Regions from separate parts of the Homo sapiens genome. Here region 1 is linked to region 2. The links are chromatin loops, found by intact Hi-C in ENCODE. Cell type or tissue: PC-3. All regions are shown on one strand. Region 1 overlaps AFG2A (AAA ATPase AFG2A). Region 2 overlaps AFG2A (AAA ATPase AFG2A).

What was found. Peaks named below come from ENCODE experiments on the same cell type or tissue, not always from the same donor. Only the 100,000 strongest peaks of a DNase experiment are listed, where the experiment ranks them.
Region 1: it touches region 2 in a loop (3-fold over the local background); 1 of 110 quality-filtered maps calls a loop at or near these places.

The regions. Positions count from the first base shown.
Region 1 is chr4:123,023,887-123,027,886 of GRCh38, reverse strand. All of the region lies in intron 10 of AFG2A (AAA ATPase AFG2A), which reads right to left. It also overlaps the pseudogene COILP2. Among named protein-coding and RNA genes, the nearest start is that of AFG2A, 100 kb to the right of the region's middle. In PC-3, no CTCF peak of the experiment used is centred here; a DNase peak (open chromatin) is centred at 1,696.
Region 2 is chr4:123,094,710-123,098,709 of GRCh38, reverse strand. All of the region lies in intron 14 of AFG2A (AAA ATPase AFG2A), which reads right to left. Among named protein-coding and RNA genes, the nearest start is that of AFG2A, 170 kb to the right of the region's middle. In PC-3, a CTCF peak has its summit at 2,494; no DNase peak of the experiment used is centred here.

The sequences.
Region 1 (4,000 bases), 71 kb after region 2:
TTACGTTTCATCTGTCTGAAAGTGGTTTGAGTCAAGTCATCCAAGGTCTCATCTATATATCTAATTTCTTATACCTGTTTTTTAGCAAAACTACTTCCAAGCATATTTTTGTAGATCTTTATAGAACACACAATCATTTTTATCTTTAGCATATAAAGTATCCCCAAGGTTTTATTTTTCTCAACTAAGAAATACCCCCAGAACAAGACAGCTCTTTATATGTCTTAAGAATATACGTGTACCAGAAAACGTACACAAGAAATAGAATAATGAGACAGGAATCCATGCGTTAAAGAACTAACTATAACAACCAGTAACCATGAACAACCACAGTTCAACAGAAAGGATACTAAGTACAATAACAAACTGAAAAGGCCATTGGGAGTTCCCAGGAAGAAAAGACTACTTCTAGCTGGAAGACAAACGTAAAAGCCAACTCTCGAAGGATAGATGAGATTTGGAAATGCAAGAACAGGGAAATGGCTAGGTACAGGCCAAAAAGTGACAGAAAGCTCAGAAGGAAAGAAGTATAAAAAGGAAAAGAGAAAAAATATTTGAGGGAGGGAAATAAAGAAAAGTTGAAGTCATAGCATAGGGCCCTGAAGACCAGAGGAAGGAATTCAAGAGAATTCTTTGTACATTCTTGGAAGTCTTTGAAGTTTTTTAATCTAGAAAGCAATATGGTCTGAAATGTCCTTCTGGAAGATTTCTCTGACAAGATTCATCAGAGAGATCAATTAATGACATAAATATCAGAAAAAAAAACACACCTTGAGCTAGAGTAAACACATGCAGATACTGAAAACTCACTGGAAGGATACTTCAGAGCTATAATTGTGGGTTCTGGGAGTAGAAAAAGAAACAGGAAAAACTTAAAGCTACATTTGGAGAGGGGTGGTGAAACAAAATGGTATCTAGGGTAATATTCAGGATTCAGACTCGGACAAATGAGTAATTAAAAGTTACATGAAAAGAAATAAGGGAACATGTTTGGGAACTAAGGAATATGATGCATAAGGTGTCAACTGGGACTTGAATATAGTAGAAAAATATGGACTATGTGATGACTAATCAATCTATATGAATGGAAAGATTGGGGTCTGAGTGATGCATTCTCTATCCTTAATTTCTTTACAAGTATGTATAGACCCCATGTTGTAACGAATACTCCACCATAAATATAAATCCTTAACAAAAGTATTTCTTAGAGCACGTAAGGTCTCACACATAAAGTATATTACTCATATTGCTTTATAACATAAGTACAGTACAAATTTAAAAAACCACTTTCACTCTTCAAAATACCGCAGAAATCAACTCAATTCTGTTGTACAAATAATCCATATAACTTAAGCTAAACCAAGCTTGGCCAACCTTCAGTCCAACACAAATTGGTAAAGTCTGTTAAAATATTATGAGATTTTTTTGCAATTTTTTTTAGCTCATCACCTATCGTTCGTGTTAGTATTTTTTTTTAGTTCTATATGATTTTATTTAAAAATGTGTACAGCTGAAGGAGGGATCTGATCTTTTGTTAAAAGAAACCAATTTTCACAGTATATATTTGGCCACTTAAGCTTTGTAGTGAATAATAACAGAAAAGGAAGTTTCTGTTCAAATCCTCACTCCAGCACACTCAGCCAGGTGCTTGGCAAGATGACACATTTCCTGGTCTGAGGCTCACAGCCAACCCTCTCACCCAAGTGGAACACCAATCAATTCTCCTCCAGACAGACAGACAGACACACATACACACACACACACACACACACACACACACATACACATACACGAGGTCTTATTTTTACTGCTCTACACAGGGCCCTGAGAATCCTTAATTTTAAAGTTGGGAAAAACGTGAAAGGATTCCTTAACTCATTGTCTGTGACAAATCCAACTACCTTTTAACTCTTAACCATTGCCAAGTATAAAATACTTGAAATTTACGAGATGCTCCATTTAATGGGACAACTCAAATGCTATAAAATTAGGTCAAGTAACATGCTTTAATATTTTTAAATGTTACTTAAAACTTAATGAGACAAGATATGCAGCACATTCTTGGTATTATAAACTCCTACTGACAACTGCTGCTTGATGGTCAAAAACTTTTAAAAAAGAGAAGAAACCATACATATTGGTATACAACAACGTTTGCAGGGAATGTCATGTTTTACATTTTGTTAACTGAAATTGAACCTGACAAAAAAACCAAAGGTCTACAAAACCGACACCCATGTCATTTTAAATGATGAGGTAGATTGTTTCCTATGCAGTAAAGTGAAGATAACAAAAAAACCCATACAACTTTCAAATCCTCTTAAAAAAAAAAAGTTCAAGTTATAGTCACTTTCACAAACAAGACATTCATAAACTATAAGATGGAGCGGTCATATTCAGACAGGTTCTGTACTTGATGTGTTAATCGGAGATTCAATAATCAGTCTTGGATCAATCAACTCTCCCCAAAATACAGTGATCTTGCTCTCCTGCATCACAGCATACTCCACTACCTCGGTTCCATTTTCAATGTGATAAACCAAATCAAATTTCCCAGGTTCTCTCAAGGCAGGTAAGGATGAAAGAATTTCTGTATCTACTTGCTGTGTCTCTGGATTGTGGCTTAATATTTTTCCTTGTAATCAGAGACAACAGAAGAGTGTAACTGGATGTTAGTTCCAAAGATTAAATGCAATCTTTTCTCCAACTTGAGGGGCAGCTGTTAACAGCGGTAACAGACCATACAGTCCTTCTAGTGTGTCTCTACCGGATTCTGGAAAACAGTAGATGAATTTGTTACCACTTTATTTAATTGCTGTTGTCTCTGGTTGTCAGTGCTTCTATTTACAACACAGGAAACAGGATGCCCTTGTCCTCGACCTCTCCCCCGCATTCCCCGTCCCCTAGCTCCCTTCCAAGAAAAAAGGTTCTCTCCTCTACCCCATCCTCTTTCTAAACTGGGGAGAGACACACTGGGAGAAGGACCAGGAGCCTGTCTGCCACCATTTAACCCAGAACGCTTCCATCCAGTAGCACCTGCAGTCTGTGATGACAGCCCAGGGCCTGGACAACCTCTTCCTGCAAAAAGGCCTACTGTCTTTTAGAAATCCACAGCACACTCCGGGGTGCTCGATGACATCAAGCATTCACCTCTGACTCTGAACCAGAATCTGAACTAGAAGATGATGTTCCAGAGGTCTTGCCCTTGCTGGGGGTTAAGGCTAAAGCCAGATTTTGTAGCCAGTTTGTCTGCAGTTGTACTTTTGGTAGAGGGTCCTTCCTTTGATTACTTAGTTGGTAATTTCTCTGAGGAATTTCTGGCCTCCAAAGTGACTTTGCTGGGACCATCATGATTGATTCATGACAAGACTCAGACTCCGAGGAGGAACTGGGACTCTCGTTTGAGCAAACGCTTACACCACCTTTCCTTTTGGTTTTAACAAGGCTGTTTCTAGCAGAGCCTTTTGGAGAACTACATCTCTAATTGGCCCAGTCTTTTACTGCCTGTACTTTAGGTGACTTGGGATTCCTGGCCTTTTTTTCATATTCACATTTCTCCTTTTTCTTTGGTGATTTTTTTTTGGGGGGTCTGTTCGTTATCATCACCCGTTGTGCCACAGGTTGCTTTATTTTTTCTTTTGTTTCTTTTTTTTTTTTTTGCTTATAGTCTGATCTGTGACCGCTTTTCGTTCTAGATCCAAGACCTTCTCATTATTGTTATTGTACTCTTGCTTCTTCCAATGCTTCTTTGAATAGTTGTAATCTGGGTTAGTTTCTTCATCCTCCTCTAACTTAAATGCCCACTTCATTGCTTTTCTAAGTGATAAATGAGTACTGTCACCATTACTGATGACTACAGAATTCTCAGCAACTCCTCTCTCTTCTAATTTAACTCTGAGGCAGTCATTGTCTCTCATCAGGCATGCGCTCTCGGTGGGGGGCAGGAACCCCTGCTCCAGGTAGAGGCCTCGGAGGGCCCCCAGAACGGAAGCCAAATCGC
Region 2 (4,000 bases):
TTTATTAAAAGGAAATCCTGTCATTTGTGACAATATGGATCAACCTGGAGGACATTATGCTAAGTGAAATAAGCCAGACAAAGAAAGGCAAATAGTGCATGATCTTGCTTATATGTGGAGTCTTAAAAAGTTGAACTCACAAAAGCAGAAAGTAGAATGGTGGTTATCAGGGCCTGGAGGTCTAAGGGAGTTGGGAAGATATTGGTCAAAGGATACAAACCTTCAGTTAAACAGGAGAAATAAGTTCAAGAGGTCTATTGTACTGTAGGGTGACTATCGTTAACAATATATTGTATACTTAAAAATTACTAAGAGAGTTGGTTTTAAGTGTCCTCATCACAAAAAAATAAGAAGTATGTGAAGTAATGCACATGTTAAATAGCTTGATCTAGCCATTCCACAATGAATACACAATTATCAAAACAACATGTTGTACTCTATAAACAGATACAATTTTTATGTCAATTAAAATAATCTTTTTTAAAAAGAAACAAAAACGTGAGGTTCATATATGAACAACAGACATTAAAGGCTACTAATCTTCTAAAAACTTACAAGGACAAATCAAGAGTCAGGAAACTTTTTCTGCAAAGGTCTAGAGTATATAATTTAGGCTTTATAGGCCATAAGTCTGTACTGTAACTACTCTACTACAGTAGTGCAAAAGGAGTAACAGACAAAACATAATCAAATTAGTGTGGATGTGTTCTAATAAAGCTTTATTTATGAGGACTGAAAGCTGAATTTCATATAATTTTCATATGTCACAAAAAACCACTTTTAAAGTATTTTCCTAATCATTTAAATATGTAAACACTATTCTTAGACAATGGGATATGCAAAACCAGTTGGTGGGTCACGTTTGGCCTAAAGGCCATGGTCTGCCAACCCTTGAGATAAAGCGTCTTTATCTTATGAACATCGAAATGAAGTAAGACCCACATATGCATACAACCTCTCACCAGTCTCTCTTCTCTGATCTCTCCCAATTCTCTATCCCCAAAGCCAAAACTTGGAAGGGGCTGCCATAGAAGATAAGAATAATAACTGTCATAGAAGTTAAAACACCTGGAGTTTTAAAAACAAACAAAAGAAGAATCCAGCAACAATAACAAAAACACTTATGAGAGTCTTGTGTAAAGATGGCAAAGCTGAAATTGGAAAACAACCGTACAGGACGCTTTCCAGCTTTAATCTTAATATGGCTCACCAAAGACTATTCACATCATTTTGATAAACAATGTGAAAGATTAATAGGCATCCATTCCTTAAATACTTTTGGGAAAGTAAAGAATTATGATTCATTTGAACTATTAATGTCAATTAGTCCTTGCAGCTTTTTTTTTTTAGTTCTGACTTAGCTAAGAAGAGTAATATTAGAAGAGCAATAGTTATAACTAGGAAAAATGGAGAATGAAGAAACATTTGTAGCCTTTCTTCTGAGGGTATTTTTGGAATACTAGTCATTTGAATATCGAAAGATACGTATATTTAGCTTTTTATTTGTGGACATTCCTAAATATTGTTAATTAACTTTTCCCCATGTCATAAAACTTTCTAGAAAACTAAATTTTAAGCTGGATGCTGTGGTGCACACCTATAATCTTAGCTACTTGGGAGGCTGAGGCAGGAGATTGCTTGAGTCCAAAGGTTTAAGGCTGCACAACTTAATGATCTGTGAATAGACACTGCACTTCAGCCTGGCAAAACAGCCAGACCTGCATCTCAAAACAAACAAACAACAAAACCCAACTTCAATTTGCAACAATGTAAGAAAACAAAATGTTATGTCTTATTTAGCTCATTAAGCACATTTCCTCTTCCAGAAAAACTGTAAGGAAAATTAATGCCAATTTACTACCTCCATGAGTCTAACACAACAATAGAAAATAATCCTGAAACCAAAATTATTTAAGACTTCTACATATCTTTCACAATTTTTCTCAATTGGGCAATCTTTTCCATAGATGGCTTAAAGTAAAATTTTTGAAGTCCTTCAAATTTCCTACTACAAGAAAACTAGGTTTATACGCTAGGGATAATGCTTATAATTTAATAGTTCTTATTAGGAGCTTGTTATATAGTAGGTATCCGTACTAAAAGTACCCAAATAAACTGAATTCAAAGATATTCACAGAATTAAAACTATTTTGAGGCATGCTTATCACCCGAGAAAGAAGACATGATCATGTTTTCCTTAAGATTCAACACAAATGTATAAAATGTCATGGACTGGACACTTCTAAAGGGGCCACACAGCAGTTGTTAACAATGAACAACATAAATTCCAAAAGTTTGGGCATTTAACTATTATTTGGGCATCATTAATAAATTAGTTGTTTGTTTCTAAACTCTCCTGATGCTAAGCAAATCCAGACCATCAGCAATCAATCTAAAGACAATGAGCCTACTTGATATCACACAATCTCATTAATCTTCATCTGTCCTACCGCATCCTATCACTCTTACGCAAAATGAACACTAGAGGACTCAACTTCAACTTCTCTTCACTATCTAAGCAGGAGGTAGAAAAAAGCCTCGGGGACTTAGGGACATCACAAGCAATTATTTCACCAGCCTAGTGTGCTACATCACAGCAAATGAGTCTGACATGTAAATGTGACATAGCAAGGAGTAAAATAACGCAGTTCTTGAGCTATGTGTCTCACTGTCTTTGCTAAAACACCAGAATCCCCAAGAAACTTTGGCTTTAGTCTCCCCAGAAGACATGAAACTGAAATACTGTCAAAAAGAGACACTAAATATGCACAACACATGGGTAACATAATGATATCAATTTCACTCCTGTGACAGTCCAGGAATTCTCCTTGTTTTAACATACTAACCTAAAATCATCATAACATAGAGGTTGTGGGGTAAGAGGCAACAAGATTGTAAAATATGCTAGCTAATTTAAAAGGCCAAATGCCTGGATTTAATGTAGCCAAAATTACACTATATATATCAATTTCTTTGACCCTACAATGATCTTTTTTTTTAATCAGTTTTAGCCTAAAAACATAAAATGTACTTTAACTCTTCGTCGCCTCTTTTATTCCTACTACAGTTTCTTCCAGACAATAAAGATGGTAAAAACTGTGTCTTTACTTCATAACAGGATGTTGTTGTTTTAATTGTCCTTAAAACTGTTTTGTTTCTACCAGCACATTCATGGCACAGTTTGAACATTACGTGCTAATCATACAAGTGTGGAAACAACTTTATAGTACTATTAAACAATATAAGTAATGTTCCACAGTAGTTCTTCAGAGAAAAAGTATCTGGAAAGGAAACAGACTTAAAATTTTACTGCATATTCTCTTGTATTTCACAAACTTTAGAGAACTTGACAAGGACATACACTTTTGATACAGTATATATCATCTGAGTAGTAACAAAAGTATAGTTAAAAAAAATTCATGTTCCACAGGGAGTTCTACCTGAAAGAGAAATGAATTAAATATTAAACTTTTTTATAATTATCACTAAATACTGAAGGCACTTTCCCCACCATAACTACAGAATATATACAGCACATTTAGGCCATGGTTCAAAATAAGAGGGAATCAATGAATAAAAAGAGGGATGTGAGGAAAGTGTGGATAAAAGATATATATATATATATATACACACACACACACACATATATATATATATATATATATATTTTTTTTTTTTTGTGGGGAGGGATATAAAGAAAGTGATTTTGTATGAGGGACCTTGCATGGTGGATTCTTGTCCTAGAGTAAAGTAACTGGTTGTTTGAGAGGGAGATGGTGTAGGACAGGTCACAAGGTCCAGACATGTCATGGATGGTCTGTGTGGGTGATAATGGGGTTTGTGAAAGGGAATTTGTGAGGGGAGTTTTGTGTGTGATTAAGCTGGCTGTGACTGAAGGAAAACTGTTCGTGGTAGACTTTCTAGAAAATGGTCTAGGTGTTAGAGCCAGCTTTTCTTAAGGTATTAATTTGCTAACTTACCAGAATTTTTGCTTTTTCAA